Linked DNA regions of Homo sapiens: region 1 is linked to region 2. Evidence: read pairs that join two places in POLR2A ChIA-PET (ENCODE). Cell type or tissue: OCI-LY7. All regions are shown on one strand. Links, peaks and the distances in the headings refer to the core of each region. The heading gives the core; the rest is flanking DNA. Region 1 overlaps PTPN3 (protein tyrosine phosphatase non-receptor type 3). Region 2 overlaps EPB41L4B (erythrocyte membrane protein band 4.1 like 4B).

Evidence for each region. Peaks named below come from ENCODE experiments on the same cell type or tissue, not always from the same donor. Only the 100,000 strongest peaks of a DNase experiment are listed, where the experiment ranks them.
Region 1: POLR2A ChIA-PET joins it to region 2 with 9 read pairs; 2 of 35 experiments call an interaction of 5 or more read pairs at or near these places.

What each region holds. Positions count from the first base shown.
Region 1 is chr9:109,413,568-109,422,563 of GRCh38, reverse strand. It overlaps PTPN3 (protein tyrosine phosphatase non-receptor type 3), which reads left to right. Exons shown (of 26, transcript NM_002829.4): 14 at 1,964-2,140. Among named protein-coding and RNA genes, the nearest start is that of PTPN3, 80 kb to the left of the region's middle. RefSeq lists enhancers at 3,760-3,819, 5,341-5,400, 6,061-6,290, 6,331-6,380, 6,391-6,550. In OCI-LY7, for the core only: no CTCF peak of the experiment used is centred there; DNase peaks (open chromatin) are centred at 3,603 and 6,223; H3K4me3 peaks cover 885 bases; H3K27ac peaks cover 2,111 bases.
Region 2 is chr9:109,291,360-109,300,355 of GRCh38, reverse strand. All of the region lies in intron 1 of EPB41L4B (erythrocyte membrane protein band 4.1 like 4B), which reads left to right. It also overlaps the pseudogene MTND2P11. Among named protein-coding and RNA genes, the nearest start is that of EPB41L4B, 25 kb to the left of the region's middle. In OCI-LY7, for the core only: no CTCF peak of the experiment used is centred there; no DNase peak of the experiment used is centred there.

The DNA of each region.
Region 1 (8,996 bases), core at 479-8,478, 120 kb before region 2:
AAGTCTAGCTAAATGTTTTCCATCGTGTATAATGCTGAGATGCTCTTTTTAAAAAAACTTATTCAATCTAAATAGTTTGGGAAACTCGAGCCTGCTGAAAGGCCTCCTTTGGAATCACAGCACACATTAGCATATTAAACACTCTGAGACGTCCAATAATAAAAAAGTACGGTTAGCTTTACTTAATTCATGTTTTCCATTAATATCCCACAAAATAAACTTTAGGGAAAACTAACGCAGGTACGTGATGTAAATGATGTAAGGATGTATGACCTTCAGCAGCAGAAGCAAATGCACATCAGTAAGTAGCAGGCCAACTTAAGAGGATGGACTCAGCTTAAAAAGAAATAGGTGGTCGTTTGGTAAAGTGAGAAGGGCACTGGGTTTGTAGCAGAAAGACCTAAACTCAGGTTTTGGCCCTTCTGTTAATTAACAAGTTTCTTTACCTCTGTAGCCTCAGTTTCCCCATATCTAAAAAGATGATAAAAACTACCGCAAATGAAATAATAATGTACAAGTACGTAGTAAGCTTTTAAAAGAGTCAGGTGGAATTATCATTATCTTATTATAATGGTCCTCAAAGACATCACACCATTTTTGTGAATACCTCCAAAAAGGCTAGGGGCCAGAGGGGAAACCTAGCAGGGAATCATTGCCCCCAGCTCCACACTGGAGTAAGAGTGCGTGGCTGTAAATACCTGATCCAGGATCTGCTAAGCCTAAGAGAAACTGGGAGACAGGCAGACAGAGGAGATGCTGTGCTGGGCCTGCTAGGGAAGGACCCCTTCACTGGGGGCCTAATGCTCTGGGAAGGGACAGTGATAGTATTTAGTGTTAGAAATCATGACGTAACTGAATAGATTTGCTTCTTGGTTTCCAACATTTAGATACCTCATTCTAAAGAGGTAAATTTATGCTATAACACAGCAGCTTAATTTATCTGAAAATCTCATCGGCAGCAATGCCAGGGGCCCAGAGAGCCCAGGACTGGATCCAGGGGAACAGCGGGGTTGGATGTTGCCACACTCGTGGCCCGGAGCTCCTGTGGCTATTTATAGGTCCTCTCCTGAGGAGTCACAAGAGCCTTTTTACTTCTGCTTTGGACACAGCATTATTGATTATCCAGGCCCAGGGGGATTGCAAATCATGGAGGCCCTGACAGTCCTGAGGAGAAATGGCTAACAAAGAAAGGGAAGATGGAAAAACTGTGAGGGAAAATAGAACTTAGAAAGCTTGGCAGCTTGGGATCCCCCGCTGCAGGAGCTGACGCCCAGGTGCCACACTGGATGCCCTGAGAACACGGCCTCATTGGATTCATTCTCAGGAGCAGGTAAGTACAGCCGAGGCCCAGAGAGGTGACGTGCCTTGCCCAAGGTCACATGCCTACTGCCACTGTTGGAGGACAGTCCAGTGTTTATATGCCCATCTAATGCATATAAACGTGTTTAATAAGGGATATATCTTAAAAAGCAAACATTTTCTCTTGGATCAAGTGAAATTCACATGAAGGGATGTCGTTGAAATAAGGTTGGAGTTTTGCTGAGAAATGTAGTTTGGCTTCTAACCCTTTTGTTTGCATTGTTCAAATTAATCAGAAAAATTATCTGAATAGCAGTCCATATGGCCTATTTATGTTTTGAGAGCTTGAGTCCTCCTGGAAGAATAACTTACCCTTAAGTCAATACCCGTCACTTCCCAAAGGGCATAAACCCATCTAATTCTGCCTGTTTATACAGCTGAGGCTACTGTTTTGGGAGCCACCACTTGACTGAGAGTGTTAGGGATTTGTGTCACCCTTGGTGCCTTCTGCTGGGGTAGTAATGAGTTAACCGGCTCTGAATGTCAGCCTCCGCCAAGGAAGGCATCCTTAGAAAGGTCAGGACACGAGGTTCACTGGTGTCTAATAAAATTTTTAAGTGGAATTTGCTTTGAACACTTTGCACTCAACGTTTTTCCCACCCAGGCGAAGTCCTCGGCTCCGGCACGAAATCCGAAAGCCACGCCACTCTTCTGCAGATAACCTTGCAAATGAAATGACCTACATCACGGAAACGGAAGATGTATTTTACACGTACAAGGGCTCTCTGGCCCCTCAAGACAGCGATTCTGAAGTTTCTCAGAACCGAAGCCCGCACCAAGAGTAAGAAACTCGTGTTGTTTTATTTCTGGGTATTTGCTTTTTGGCTGTTGCGGAATTTGCTCAGGTCCAGGTTGCCATTTGAGAGGAACCAAGAGCTGGTGCCTGCAGCCAGCTCCCACAGGTGCCTTCTGCCAGGATAAGAACATAAATCAGACTCTACCTTTTCACCCGGAAGACGGTCTATGTGCCTGGGGTCTAGAGCTTGTACTTCTTTTTGTCCACGACAAAGACTTCCTAGTCACTAAGTACTTGTTAGTCTCTTGAATTAGTCTCCTCTCCAGCTCACAAGCAAAGCCCAGTTTAATCATTCCCTGTTCTGGAGGTACAGACTCTAGGGCCATGCTAACTCTGATTTCTCTAGATTATTAAAGTTTTACCATCACATGATTTCAAATCATTGGAAATATGCTTGCTTCTAAAAGCCTTCTCCGAACAACAGGGTTCTGAGGGGTTTTGTTTTCAATTAATAGTTAGTATAAAGAAACAAACGTTAGAACATCTCTAATTTTCTTTGAGAAATTTTTTGTTAAATTTTTATGTCCTACCTCCCCCACCCCGCTTTTTTAACGTGACAGAGTTCCCTCATAGCTCAAGGACAGAAAAAATGTCTGTCCTGAAAGATGGTTGAGTGCTTTTGTTATTCAATAGGATATATTTAACCCATTTGTTTCCCTTTTTGCCTTGGTTACCAGGGAGTTCAGAACTGCACATTAGGCTCAATTGTATTCACTTCCCTCAGCCCAGATTTCTTGTATAGGACCTTCTCTTCCTCATTTGCCTTTGTTATATGGGTCTTTTTTTTCTTATTTTAATGGATTCATAGTTACATATCTGTACGTTTTGGGGTAAACTCGCAAATCATTTTTTTAAGTAGGTAAGACATAGATTATAAATTAGGTTAAAGCATGATAGTAAAGGATCAACTGTTAGGAAATCAACCATAGTCATTGGGTATCTATTCTGTTAAGCCCCATACTATTTCTAAAATATAGTAAGATAATGGCCCCCCTAACAGCTGAGGATTAGCAAGCAGGCACGTTAGTTAATCTGTAAATTTTTTACCACTGTAGCTATTAGGCTGAAAGCATCAAATGCACCCTGATTGGACTCCAGGCATTTGCAGGTGAATTGCAAATCTCCTTCCCATTTGTATGTGAGGCTGCTACCTCTCCTCTGTCCTTGCCCACAGCAAACATGGTTTCCAGTTTATCTGTGTTCTTAACACCTCTGGTTAAATAATCCCTGTGGTCATTCTTTCCTTGTGACCTGAGCTTGGATGATGCTTTTGCTAAATGATTGCTATCTCTTGTTCCAACTTGCAGCCTGCTGCCCCTTTGTCAGGGCTACAGTGGATGATTGTGAGTTCCTTTGTGTGACTTTGTAGCTTTTCAAACCACAAGCACATCTAGAAATACAAAGCAGGAGTGCAGGCATGCGTGACTAGAGCCGTTTTGAGTCTGCAGTGGGGGCTCTGCGGCTTTGGCAAAAGGAGAAAACGGTTTAGGGAAGCGTTGGAGGGCTCTGGGAAGCCCACTCACACCTGCTGCGTCAGAGCTTCCTGTGGTGGTTTGCAGTCCCATCACAGAATTGTACAGCATCTAAACCTTCCCTGTCCAGTACAGCAGCCACCAGCCCCAGTTGTCTATTCAGATTTAAATTAATTAAAATAATAAAAATGTAGGCATTCAGTTCCTCAGTCACATGAGCCTCATTTGAATTGCTTGACAGCCACACAGGAGTGTTGGCCTCCATCTTGGACAGCACAGATACAGCCCATTCCCATCACTGCAGAAAGTGTTGTCAGCAGCACTCATCTAGACTAACACGTTTATTCCATCGTTCATTTAAAGGGTGAACCCCTAGAATATCTACAAGCGAAAAGTGCATTTTTCACACAGAATTCATGTGGGAGTAGGTTTGGAATCATCACCTTGCTTGCAGTCTGGGCGCTCCACACCACTCACCCAGCTGCTCATCTGTGGCATGGGGCAGGTGGATAGCCTCTGAGTGCCCTCACAGCCCAGCACCCTCTGTCTCTTTATGCAATCAGTGCCAGGTGGGGAGGGATGCATTCTGTCCAATGACATGCAGGCACTTTAGAGGGCTTGCATTCATTCCCAAGTCCAGCGGCACACTTTATACATCCTTGGCTGGTCATTGAGGGGAACACCGGAGCAAATCAGAGAAGTTGTTTCAGGAGCCTCCAGGCCAGCTGGGCAAATAGCACATTATCAGCCTACGCTGCCACACTCCAGGGCTCTGTCACTTTGGTGAAAGGAAAAGGGGGGCTTAGGGAACAGTACGTGCCCTACATCAGATTTTCCTCCTGTGGTCTGCAGTCCCATCACAGAGCATCTAGACCTTCATAGTCCAATACAGCAGCCACCAGCTCCATAGGACTATTTACATTCCAGTTCATTAAAATTAAATAAGATTTAAAATTCACTCCTTCAAGCACTGTTTGATGTAAGTGATTTCTGGCCCTGCTTGTTCCTATACATTGCACAATGAGTCTTCTTGAAACCCCTCCTTGAGACCTTGTAAAGTGTGTCATCTTGGGGCTCTTTTTATCTTGCAGCTAAATGTTAAGAATAGCAAATAACAGTGGTTCAAAGGCAGGCTTCCTTGTGGGGTTTTACCAGGTGCACTGACAATAGACATGTCAGGGGGTCAAGTTAGTGACTGTGCTCTGCAAGTGGGATGAACAGCCAGAAAAGCAGCCCCCACCACCTCTGTTAGGTGGGAGACCTCTTCCTGCCGGTGGGAAGCCACTTTGTGCTGGGTCTTCAGAGGAGGCTGGCCCTCCTGAGGGTCTGGGAACCCCCATTGCTCCAGGTAAGAAGTACAGACTGGTCTGTACCTGGTGAGAGAAAAAAAGAAAAAAAAAAAAACCTGTTGGTTAGTTTCTGTGAGTATTTGCAAAATGTTTACAAAATATTTGACATGTTTTATACAGCAGATTTGTGTTAAGAGGCAAAAAGAAGCATTCTGTCAGAGAAATCGGATGAATAATATCACAGACAGTGAGGAGGGTTCCTTTTAAGAAGAAGAATTAAGTGCGATGTTCTGTACTCGTTTAAAAAAGAAGAAAGAGAGAAAGAAAAAGAGCGGTTAGATTTGGCTGTAAACCCAGAGTGGCGCAGCTCAGGCTGCCTGAGTGCCATCTTAGCGGATGAGTCACTTGCTGGTTTGTTCCGTATTTATAGCAGCACAGCAAAGTTTATGATTATAGTTATGAATCCTTGGCAGTTTGCTTTGTGCCCAAGTAGGCTGCACTCTTTTGTTGCTCCCAAGGTTCTATCAGCCATTGTGTGTTCCTTTCCCTGCTTCCGAATGAAGACCAAATTCTGCAGAGAAGTAAGTTTCTTTCATGGCAGAAATGAAAAAGCTACCACTCTCCACCCAGATAAAAGGGAGAGAATGTTCCCTAAAGAAAGAGACATGCAGAACAGAAACTGGGGGAAACACATTGTAGAGCAGTTTAGAGTTGTATTAGAAAAACTTTCTGGTTGCTATTTTATCACAGTTGTCTTGATGGGTCACCAGCATGACACCCTCCGAGTGGATGGGGCTTCATGCCTGCATAACTTCTTCGCTGTTTGCCTCTTTCCTTAGAGCCTGCCTTCTTCCATGGGATTTGGGGCAGCCATTGTTTTTTATTTCAAAAATTCTGTGCTGGCCAGCCATAGTGGCTCATACCTATAATCCCAGTACTTTGGGAGGCCATGCTGGTCAGATTGCTTGATCCCAGGAGTTCAAAACCAGCCTGGGCAACATGGCAAAACCCCATTTCTACAAAAAAATGCAAAAATTAGGCGGGCACGATGTTGTCTGCGTGTTGTCCTGGCTGCTCGGGAGGTTGAGATGAGAGAATCACTTGAGCCCAGGAGGTCGAGGCTGCAGTGAGCTGTGGTCGCACCCCTGCACTCCAGGCTGGGCATTGGAGTGAGACCCTGTCAAAAAAAAAAAAAAGAAACAAAAAAACAAAAAACAAAAAACTTCTGTTCATTGGAAGGAACCTGGGGGATCCCCTTCTTCAGCTTTGGCGGCAGTGTAGGAATTCCCCCAGCCCTGAGAGCCCTGCGAGCAATGGAGAGTCCCCTACAGTGCAGCTGTGTGCTCTGTCGTTAGACAGCCCAGGTGCCCACTGTTCTTCCCAAGCTGTGCTGGAAGCCTCCTTGACGCTGACCCAGCATCAAGGTTCCTGCCTTGAACTCTCAGGACAACACAGATGGTGTCTGTTCCCAGTTCCACCTGCCAGCCTTGGTTACTGTTCCTTAAGATAGACAATTCCAATGTAGTCACTTTCCACCCATCACCCTCGTAACCACCATTCTCCAAGTGCAAATGAGCCTTCTAGAGGGTGGCACTAGATCTGAATGTGGAGGAAGGATCTGCATACCATTCTACATGTCCCCCTCGGAGGACACCAGGCAGGGACAGGGTTTTGTTCAGAGTGTTTGTGTCCCTTTTCCTTGAACCTTGCCTTCTTGTTTGAGTCCACTTGCGTGTAGATGTCTCTCAGATACCTGAAACCCAATATGATCCAATCTCAGCTCCTCATGTTGGTGTCCAGCCCATGGCTGTTCCTGTGTCTTGGTAAGGGGGGCCATTGTTTCAGTACTTCCCAGTTTGCACCTATTTGAAACATCAGTCGTCCCTCACTCCTCCTTTTCTTTCACTGTCCCTATGCCATTTCTCATCGTGTTGATTCTACCTCCCAGACATCTCTTACATTTGACTCCTCCACCATCCCCACTGCACTGCCCCCATGCAGCCACCATCGTCTCTTGCACAGTCTAGCTCAGTCATATCCAAATCGTTCCCCTGTCTTTGGTGTCACCTCCTTCCACACCATGCTTCACAAGAATAGCAAATTTATCATTCTGAAATACACATCCAAGAATGTCACTTCCTGCTTAAATACCTTTTCTCTGCTTTTTCAGCATTTCCTGCCTTTACCTGTGCTACTGCTTTTGTTTGTGTGTTTGTTATTATCAGTGTTTTGCCAGAATGCCTTTTTTCCCACTTGACTACCTGTTCAAACTCCTATTAATTCATCTTTCAAACTCAAGCTCAAGTGCACCTGCTCCAGGAAGCCTCTCCTGGCCTTACACAGTACCCTAGACATCTGAGCATCTCCACTGTAACATGATAATATTATTACTTGGTTAATTGTATTTCTTCTCCTTTGGACAGTGAATTCTTTGAGGGCAGGGATAGTGCCCTATTCACCTCTCCTTCCTTAAAACCTGACATGGTTATTTGGCATTTAATAGACATTCAGTGACTATTTGGATGGATGGATGGATGGATGGATGGATGGATGGATGGATGGATGGATGGTTGGATGGACGGACGGATGGACGGATGGACGGACGGACGGACGGACAGACGGACAAATGGTTAGATGAAACTAGATGGGGCCCCGAGATACAAACTCCTAAGTTTTCACAATGGGATGCCCCCTCTGCCACTTCCACATCATGTGTCCATATCACATGAGCAACATCACACCATATTTATCTGTACCCCAAGAACTCAAACATATTTACTTTGACAAGTTTGGTAACTGTCACCTGTGAGCAGGACTATGTGGTAGGTGCCCCTGCAGGGCATCTGTCAATGAGAAATTCTCCTCAGAGAATTCAGGGATGAATTGACCGAGGTTTAGCAAGTGCTTTCTTGCCAGTGAGGTGTCTGATATCTATAGGGGAAGCCTAGACAGATTCATGATCTGTTGTTCCAGCAGGAAAGACTGTGAGCTCATAAAGCACCATACCTGAACCATATCCCCTCTGCCACTTTGATCTTGTGCCCTTGGCATTTATTACAGCCCCAGATGAGCTGTTTCCTGTGGTGACTGTCTCCACATCATAAAAATGTGTATTGGAAGACAGTCTTCTTTCTGTTACTCAAGGACCCTTATGTGAGGAGCCATGTGGGAAATTTCTCCAGGAATTTTATTCAGAAGAAACTGTGCCCTCTGGGTGAACTGGTATGAGTTCCTCTAGCGCCGTGCTATTCCAGCTGTGGCCACAGGCCAGCAGCTGCAGCACCTGAGAGCTGGTCGGAATGCAGAATCTCAGACCCACACAGGCCTGCCGAATCATACTCTGCATTCAGCAGGACCCCAGCTGGTTCCTGTGCACAGCACATTCTCAGAAGCTCTGATCTTGCAGATGAGAACCATTTAACTCGCCTTCACTTTGCACCTGAGCTTCCAGATTCCTGAGTAAATTCCTTGCTCTTTTAGAGTAACTCACCCAATCACCTCGGGTGATCCTCTTGGTACCTTGCCAAGAGGCTTTATTCTTCATTCACTCAGCATTTCAGTTGAGTACTCCCTGTGTGCCTGGTCCTGTGTTCCGAGTACTAGGAGAGGAACAGAAAGAGCACTAGGGTCTCCTGACCTTGAGAAGCTCCCAAAACAGGGCCCCTGTTCCATCACACCACAATTTGAGAGCAGGACTTTGCCTCCTTTCACAGGCGGCGGGGCGGGGAGGTCTTTAATTTTCTAGGGTTTAGGGAGAGCTTCGTGCGGGAGTGTCTCTTTCATGGGAGTGTTTCTTTCTGATGCCTGCTGCCTTTACAGTTCAGAAGCATGTGTTTTCTGGAGGGTGAATACTTGTTTGTCTGCCTGATGGTCAGTCTGTGTCTCACATTTCTCTGTCTCTGCCCCTTTCTCCCTAAGAACCAGGATGTGGTCAGTCCCACACTGGCTCTTCCATGGTGTCTTCCCCGTCCTGCCTCAGGGACAAACCTCTTCTGCTCCTTCCTCCCCCTTGTCATTGGCTCCATCCCATCCTCACCATCTTCTTGCATCCCTCATCCTGCCCCTTTCTTCACTCCACTT
Region 2 (8,996 bases), core at 230-8,229:
TGCGTTTAATTGAGTCTCCCTCAAACTCCCACTGAGATGGATAGTGCTGCCGTTGTTAATAGTATATTTAGGTCCATTGAGGGAAAGATTTGGAACATGATAGAAATTTGGGCTAGTTTTTGTCATGGCCCCAGCCACCCTGGCTGTAATCGCTGGACTTGGGTATTCTCTGCCCTGTCGGTGACCGTGAACTTTTAGCTTCTTACCTCTGGCACTTGCCACCGCCCCGTCCCTTCGCTTTCCCTTTCATCTGGGAACAGACCCTCCTCTTCGGTTGACTTTGTCCCCCGCCCCACCTAGTCTCTTCTTATCTCTGCCTCCTCCCTCCTTCTGTGACTCGGAAGCCTTTCTTCACTGTGGTGAATCCACTTGGGTGTTATTTCTGTTCACCGTAGGGTTGTGTTATGGCAGTGGTGTGTCTTTGTTCATAGCTGCAAGCTCTGCTGTGAGTGCGGGGATGGGGGTGAGTGGACCATCCCCACACAGCTGTAAAAGAGGCATGCTATATGATTCCATGTGTATGAACTTCAGCACAGGCAGGAGGAATCTGTGGTACCCGTGGGAGGAAAGGAAGGGGTAGAAATTGGAAAGAGGCACACAAGGAACTTTGCGAGGGGTGAGGAGTATTGCTGAAAATGTTCTGTATTTTCACCTTCATGGTGGTTGCCAGGCACATTCACTTGTGGTAATTCTTTGAGTTGTACATGTATGATCTGTGCACTTTTGTCTAGGTATGTGATGCTTCAATTAAAAAAACAAAACAAAACTTGCTGCACATCATGGCTCATGCCTATAATCCAAGCACTTTGGGAAGCTCAGGCAAGAAAGAGAATCTCTTGGGGCCAGGAGTTCAAGACCAGCCTAGGCAACATAGCAAGACCCGCCCCACCATCTCAACATAAAGGAAAAAAAATCAGCTAGGCATGGTGGTGCATGCCTGTAGTCTCACCTGCTCAGGAGGCTGAGGTGGGAGGATTGCTTGATTCCAGGAAGTCAAGGCTGCAGTGAGCCATGATGGCACCACTGTACTCCAGCCTGGGCAACAGAGTGAGACCTTGTCTTAAAGAAACAAACAAAAAAATCTAGAGAGCCATACAAGGTTCTTAAAAATCTTCCCATTCTACCTAAATAAATAAGTAAGTAATCACATTTGTATAATTCCTTGAAAGATTGGAAGATCTGATAGCACGATCTGATTTCCCATGGAGTGGCAGTTGGCTAGACCTGTGTAGTGACTGCCCACCTCCATTCCTCATAACCCACTTCGCTCGTTAGAATGTCCCCTGTCTTTACAGCATCCAGCAGGAATTCCTCAAAGTGCCTGGTGTGTGGGTGGCAAATGTGTAACCCCATTGCAGAATTCCCTCCTATTTTTGCTTCTCTAGGTATCTTAGAAGGTATAGGGACTGTGGGGGGTTCAGTGCCTGGTCTGGTGGTACTCTTGCAGGGGTACCTTTGGACATGGTGTACTTTTTTTTGTAAGAATACTTTTGGACAATACCTGGGACATTGGAGCCCTGTGTGCTCAACCATTCCAGATAAATTTGCTCTGCTTGAACTGGAGAAAATTGGGGTTAGCGAAAATTGGTCAACTCTTAGCAGTTAAAAGATGACGAGACGTTACCTAGGTGTTTGGTTCTGTAAATAATTTCCTATTTGTGTCTTCTAAAGTAATATTTCATCATAGTACCAGTTAACACTTGTTCCTTGGCATTCAGTTGTTGCTTTTAAAAATGCGTATATGGGCCAGGCGCCGTGGCTCACGCCTGTAATCCCAGCACTTTGGGAGGCTGAGGTGGGTGGATCACAAGGTCAGGAGTTTGAGACCAGCCTGGCCAACATGGTGAAACCCTGTCTCTACTAAAAATACAAAAATTAGCTGGGTGTGGTGGCAGGCGCCTGTAATCCCAGCTACTCAGGAGGCTGAGGCAGGAGAATTGCTTGAACCCAGGAGGCAGAGGTTGCAGTGAGCCGAGATTGCGCCACTGCACTCCAGCCTGGGTGACAGAGCAAGACCTTGTCTTGGGGAAAAAAAAAAAAAAGCATATATGATTGGGAAATTTTCTTCTTAGTGAATGGGTAAGGAAAGGCTAACTTTTTGTGTGGTGAACTTATAGTCAAGATTCTATTCACAGTAGCTCACCCTAACCACAAACCACAGACCTCAGGGAAATAATCTTGATAATCTGTATAAATCCAAGCCTAAGGAGAGGCTGTCAGCATCACACCTTTCTTTTCTCCAGCTGAACGTGTCATTCTCTGCCTTCTTCCTGCAAGAGGCAGTGACTTTTTTTTTTCTTAAGACTACTGACTCACCCAGAAGAAAAAAGGCTATCTATAAAAAGACAACTTTATTTGTATACTCCTCCATCAGATGAATGGATAGTGATGCCTTAGTTATAGTTTTATGACCCTAACAGCCAAGCTCACCATAGACAGGGTTAAAGGAAAAAAGTTCATGTGCTTTTCCACTCATTGACCTTTTTGAAAATCTTACACGCAGAGCCAAGTACATAGCTCTAAAGTTCTGCTTCTTATGTACAGAATACCAGGCATGAGTGGGACCCAAGGAGCTTGGGGTTCAAGACTGTGCCTTGGCCCAAGAAGCATCCAGGCTATTAGGGACAGCTCTCACCATCAGTTTCAGTCCAGGGGAGTACCGTGCAAAGCATCCAGGGGCTGCCACGCAGCGAGGCCTCTGATTGCCGCAGGGATGCTGTGGGAGGTCCTGGGGCTTAGAGTCAGAGGTCCTGGGCAGAGGCCCTGGCTTTGCCGGTGGACAGCCGTGACTGTGCCACATGACGCATCTGCACTGGTTCTCATTTCATCCTCAAATCACTCGGTGGGAAATGCGTGCTATCACCTCCGTTCACAGACAGAAAACAAGCTCAGAAAGGTGAAGGGGCTTTGTTGGGGTCATGCTGGTTGTAAGTAGTGGAGCCCAGCTTCAAACCTGCCCTCTAACTTGAAGCCTGTGTTCTTGTCTCTTGTTAGTTTGCTAGGACTGCTGTAACAAAGTACCCCAGACTGGGTGCCTTAAACAACAGCAAGCAATTTATTTTCTCACCATTCTGGAGGCTGGAATCCAAGATCGTGGTACGGCAGGGTTGGTTTCCTCTGAAGCCTCTCTCCTTGGCTGGCAGATCCCCCCCCACCCCCCCAGCTGCCTCTTCTCCCTCTGCCTTCATGTGGTCTTTCCCCTGCGTATGTGTCCCTGGTGTCTGTGTGTCCCGATCTCTTCTTTTTATAATGACACCAATTGTCATCCAATCAGATTGGATTAGGGTCATTCTAACAACTTCACTTCAGCTTAGTTACCTCTTTAAAAGCCCTGTCTCCAAACACAATCACATTCCAAGGTACCGGGGTTAGGACTTTAACATATTAATTTGGGGTGGGGGGTGTGATACAGTTCAGCCCATAACACTACCCTGTCTCTTAGCCATCATGAGCTCACCTCCCTCATTTTTTTTTTTTTTTTTTTGAGACATGGCCTCGTTCTGCAGTGGTGTGATCATAGCTTACTGCAGCCTCAAACTCCTGGGCTCAAACTCAGTCTTCCCACTTCATACTCCCCAGTGACTGGGGCTACAGATATGTGCCACCATGCCAGATAATTTTTAAAATTTTGTGTAGAGATGGAGGTCTGGCTGTGTTGCCCATGCCAATCTTGAATTCCTGGCCTCAAGTGATCCTCCTGCCTCTGCCTCCCAAAGTGCTGGGATTACAGATGTGAGCCACTGCACCTGGCCTCACCTCCCTCTTCTGTAAATAGGCATGCCACCTAAAATGAGGCTACCTTCATCCCCAGGCCCGTCCCATAGGTGAACCCAGGCCAAACCCTGTTAAATTCATCATCATTTCATATAATCCTTTTAACATCCTTGCTAGGTAAGAAATTTACTGGACATCAAACTTAGCCTGAGCTGAGTAATAGAGTTAGGATTCAAACTCTCACCTGCTGACTCCCGAGTCCATGTCTTCAGTGCACTGCATCATAAGGTGTATTATGAGATTCCAAAACTATGATTTCAGGGCTATGGAAGCTTCATGGCTTATGGGGGAACAGTCACTACAGGACTTGGAAGTTTCAGGAAGCGTCATGTGCGAGATAGCATTGACATGCCTTACTTTTCAAATGTTCTCACATTCCTAAGTTGCAAGGATGGGTAGGGGCAGTCATCCACCCAAAGTTAGTCCTTTCTGTTCACGTTTCTTGGCTAGATTTCCTGGGAATTTGTTGCATATTTATTTATGTGGAGTTATTTGCTTTCAGAATTGCATGGAGGGGGAATCTGCAATCTGGCTGCAAAAAGTAATTTGGCAATTTATTTTCAGGGCTGCCCTTCTTCCAGCAGCTTGTTTCAAATTCAACCTCTGGCACAGAGACATCCATCATTTTAATTGCATGTTACTGTTTAGTGAGGCACAAATTTGTTTCATTTTCTTTTTCTTTCTCCTGTAGTAGTAGGTGGTTGTGGGTTTTTTTCCTGATTTGCCACAAAAAAGAAAAAAAAACAGAAAAAAAGAATTACCTAAACCACTTTTTTATGGCCAAGGAGTTTATAACACTGAGCTGTCTGGGGGTTTTTTTTGGTGTTGCATATTTGGTTCTTAACCTTTCAGTAGCAGAAATGCGAGCCTTGCCTTTTCTTTTCCTGTTCAGATAATGTCCATAATACAGTCGCCTGAACATAGTCCCAAGAAGGAAAATTGTATTGGTCTCAGGGTCAGAAGGTTTGCTTTTCATTCTGGTTTTGCAGTGACTGCCTGGCTGTGTGACCTGCCTCTTGCCTCACTTTTTCCATCCATAAAATGAAGGACTTGAATGTGCAGATTTCTAGAACATTCCTATGTTCTTGTGCCTGTAATACTGAGTCCTGGGCAGGGTGGCCATCCAAGTATGTCCACTGAGGAGCTTGTCTTGTTCCATATCGTGATGTTCTTATTCTGCTGGGTTGTGGATTATGGTGCTTTAGTTCAAAGTCAAAAATCAATCCTGTATCCCTCAGCAATCTTCTAAGGGATAAAAATATTGTTTACATAAAATTAGCTTGGGTAGAAAGTTAGCTTTGATGTTCAAAGCTAAGAACTTAGCTTTCATTGCTGCATATACTTCGTTTCTTGCTGTAAAAGGACGTGGTGTCTGTGAAGTTAGGCACAAAGTCCAGGAGTGCATCCCCTTTATAAGGTGCACCAAGCACTGGGGCATGGGGACAAAATGTGACTCAACGTCCATAGGTGGGTGCTGAGTTGGGTGCCAGGACTCTTGTGTATTGTGTTTTGTTTTCACAGTGTGGAAGAGATTAATTGTTAATGGTTTGGAGTAATTTTTTCTGTCTGCATCTCGCAACACTTTCCTCGTCACCGTGGATGTCAGACTCTTCACCCAGTGACCTGGAGTCTCCAAGTCAGGGCTCAGCCCACACTGTGCTGACACCCTCCAATCCCCAACTCCTTTGCACGTTACAAGATTTTGTTTTAAGTGTTTATTATGGAGATTTAAAAATATACAAAATATCGAGAAAGTGTGGTGAAACTCTCATGTACACAACACCCACTTATGATTCTGAAATATTTTAAAGCAAGTCCCAGGCAACTTATTGTTTAACCTGTTAATACTTAAATATTCACTAATAAATACTTATACACACACACACACACACACACACACACACACACAGCCACAATATCATTATACTCCACAAAACGAACAATTATTATTTTTTTTGAGGGGGTACGGGGTCTCTGTTGCCCAGGCTGGAATGCAGTGATGTGATCATGGCTCACTGCAACTTCAACCTCCTGGTCTCAAGCAATCCTCAATCTTCCTCCTACCTCAGCCTCCTGAGTAGCTGAGACTACCGGCATGTGGAACTGCTCTTGGCTAAATTCTTATTTTTAGTAGAGATCAGGTCTCACTGTTTCCCAGGCTGGTCTCAAACTCCTGGGCTCAAGCATTCCACCTACCTCGGCCTCCCAAAGTGCTGGGATTATAGGCATGAGCCATCATATCTGGCCTAACAATGATTTTTTTTTTTTTTTTTTTGAGACGGAGTCTCACTCTCTCTCGCCCAGGCTGGAGTGCAGTGGCGTGATCTCGGCTCACTGCAAGCTTCACCTCCTGAGTTCACGCCATTCTCCTGCCTCAGCCTCCCGAGTAGCTGGGACTACAGGTGCCCACCACCACGCCTGCTAATTTTTTTGTATTTTCGTAGAAATGGGGTTTCACTGTGTTAGCCAGGATGGTCTCGATCTCCTGACCTCGTGATCTGCCTGACTCAGCCTCCCAAAGTGCTGGGATTACAGGCGTGAGCCACCACACCCGGCCAACAATGATTTCTTAATGTCACCTGATACAAAGTCCTTGATGGGTTTAGTGCAATTATCTTAAAAACCTTTTATAGTTGGTTTGTTTAACCAGAAGCTACTACAGACCACACATTGCATCTAGTAGATATGTCTCTTAAGTTCTTTTTATCTGTACATCCCCTTCTCCTCTTTTCAATGTGGTTTATTGAGTTCTAATATGGAGTTGGTGATGTAGCGTAAGGCAGCCTCAGAGAGTCCAATATCGTTAACATCTTTCTCCTAAACAGAGTTAGTGCCCTTCAAAAAACAGTTTTTAGTTTATGTTTTTTTTTTTTTTTTTTTTTTAAGAATGTGTATGTTGTCCAGGCATGGTGGCTCACCCCTGTAATCTCAGCACTTTAGGAGGCCAAGACAGGTAGATCACCTGAGGTCAGGAGTTGGAGACCAGCCTGGCTGACATGAAGAAACCCCATCTCTACTAAAAATACAAAAAATTAGCCGAGCGTGGTGGCGGGTGCCTGTAATACCAGCTACTCAGGAGGCTGAGGCAGGGGAATCACTTGAACCCAGAAGGCAGAGGTTGCAGTGACCTGAGATCATGCCATTGCACTCCAGCCCTGGCAACAAGAGTGAAACTCCGTCTCAAGGAAAAAAAAAAAAAAAAGAATGCATATGTTTATTCTGCTTCCTTGTCTTCAAGCAAATGAAACCTAAGTTAACGTCATGCTGTGGGGATGTCCTAAGAAGAAACATTTTTTAAATTATGAAAAACATCATAAATACAAAATCTTTTATGTACGCATACAATACCATGCATACACACTGTATCTGTGTATATATATGGTTTTCATTCTGGTAATCTTTTGTTGCATAACACACTCCCCCAGTGCTTAGTGCTGTAAAACAACCACATTTGTCATGATGGGTTCTGTTGGTCAAGAATTTGAGCAGGGCTCACAGCTGGGAGATGCTTCTGCTCCTCATGGCATTGACCAAGGGGTCAGTTGGAAGGTGGGCTCGTGTGGAGTGTCCAAAATGGCTGCACTCACATATCTGGTACCTTGGAAGGGATTGCTGGAAGGCTGAGCTCACCTGGGATGGTTGACTGGCACACGTGCTTGTGGCCTCTTAAACGTGGCAGTCTCAGGGTAGTTAGACGTTTCACATGGTAGCTGGCTCTTCTAGAGCAAGCTTCCTAGGAGAACTGTCACCTAGCCTTGGAAATCGCAGAACATCATTAACACCATATTTGATTGGGTTGATGCACTGACAGGCTCTTCCAGATTCAAGGGAAAAGGACAGAGACCCCCTCTCTTGATAAGAGTATCAGAGAATTGCAGCCATGTTTGTAAGCTCCACAGTTTAAAAGAATAATACTGAAACTGACACCTTAGGTATTTGGCTACCTGGTACTTTTTAAGTCCCCATGTACTTGCTTGTCTTTTGGTGTAAGATGGAAGCCACTGGGATGGGAGGCACCTGCCTTAGAGGTCATTCAGGGTATCTCCTGCCTCCCATTCCCATTCATGAGGGATTTGAATGGACTCAATTGGGCAAGTGCACTGTGACAGTTTACATGACTTGCCTTGCCTGATGATAATGGCAACAGTGGGAGGCTCCCAATACAAACTTTAAAAGAAGTTTGTCCAGTGGACCTTTGTGTTAGGGAGGCTGCCTGATATTTTGTTAATGTCCCTGTCAGTAGGGATAGTATATTAGCCAGTGTGTCTGCTAGTATTGTGACCAGAAAAAGTGATGGGTGAAACCAAGTCTCAGGGCAGCCAGAATCAAGTAGCTTCAGGTATCCTTGGCTTTAGTGAGCATCTTGAGGAATAAATGGGAAACCCATTCGTACACTATTGAATCACTGGTGTTAGACATGTTTGGACAGACCTATAGGTAGACAGGAATTGAGGTCCCTAGCAGATGTTAGGCGTTCTGTGTTGATTGAAAGAGGGTTCATAGGAATGTGACCAGTGGGGTCACACAGTCCTCATAGCAGCCCTGTGAAGGAGATGCTGTTAAAGGAAGAAATGAGCGCTTTGAATCTCTGCAGAGATCTAAATACAGCATGGCCTAAGGACAGTTTATTGGCCTGGAACAGAGGCTGATCAATAGCTGATCAGTAATGCAACACAAAGTCTCAGTGTTTTAAATTGATCCCTCCGTGAGTCGAAGCCAGTGCGACTATGGTTCTGTGGTGGAACAGTTGAGCCTAGAATCTGCCTGTCTGGGCCATCTACAGCACATTGGAAGCCCCTTGCCCATGGAGTGAGGAGGGCCCTGGTCATCCGTGGAACTGATCATCAATGCCTCCTTCCACGGACTCGCACACCAAGATGACAGGCAGTCACTTTCTTCTAAGATTGTTCTTACTTCCTTGTTGATCAAAATTAAGGACAGTTGTTTTGTTGCTTCCTCTGATTTCTAAGAGATTGTTAGCCTGGCAAGTCAGGAAATCAATAACATGTGCTCTGTTTTACCAGAATTGAATTTCCAGGAGCCGCCTAGACTGTTGACGTCCCTTCTCACTACAGCGTCTTGGCCTCTGTGTTAGTTTGTGAGCAAATAATCTGCTTTCCCTGTGCTACAGCTTTCCTGCCCTTCAGACTAAGTGGGAATTGGGAATTGCCTCCCCACCGTGAGATCTGTTTGTTGGACTGTGTGTGGCCTTGTATCCCAAC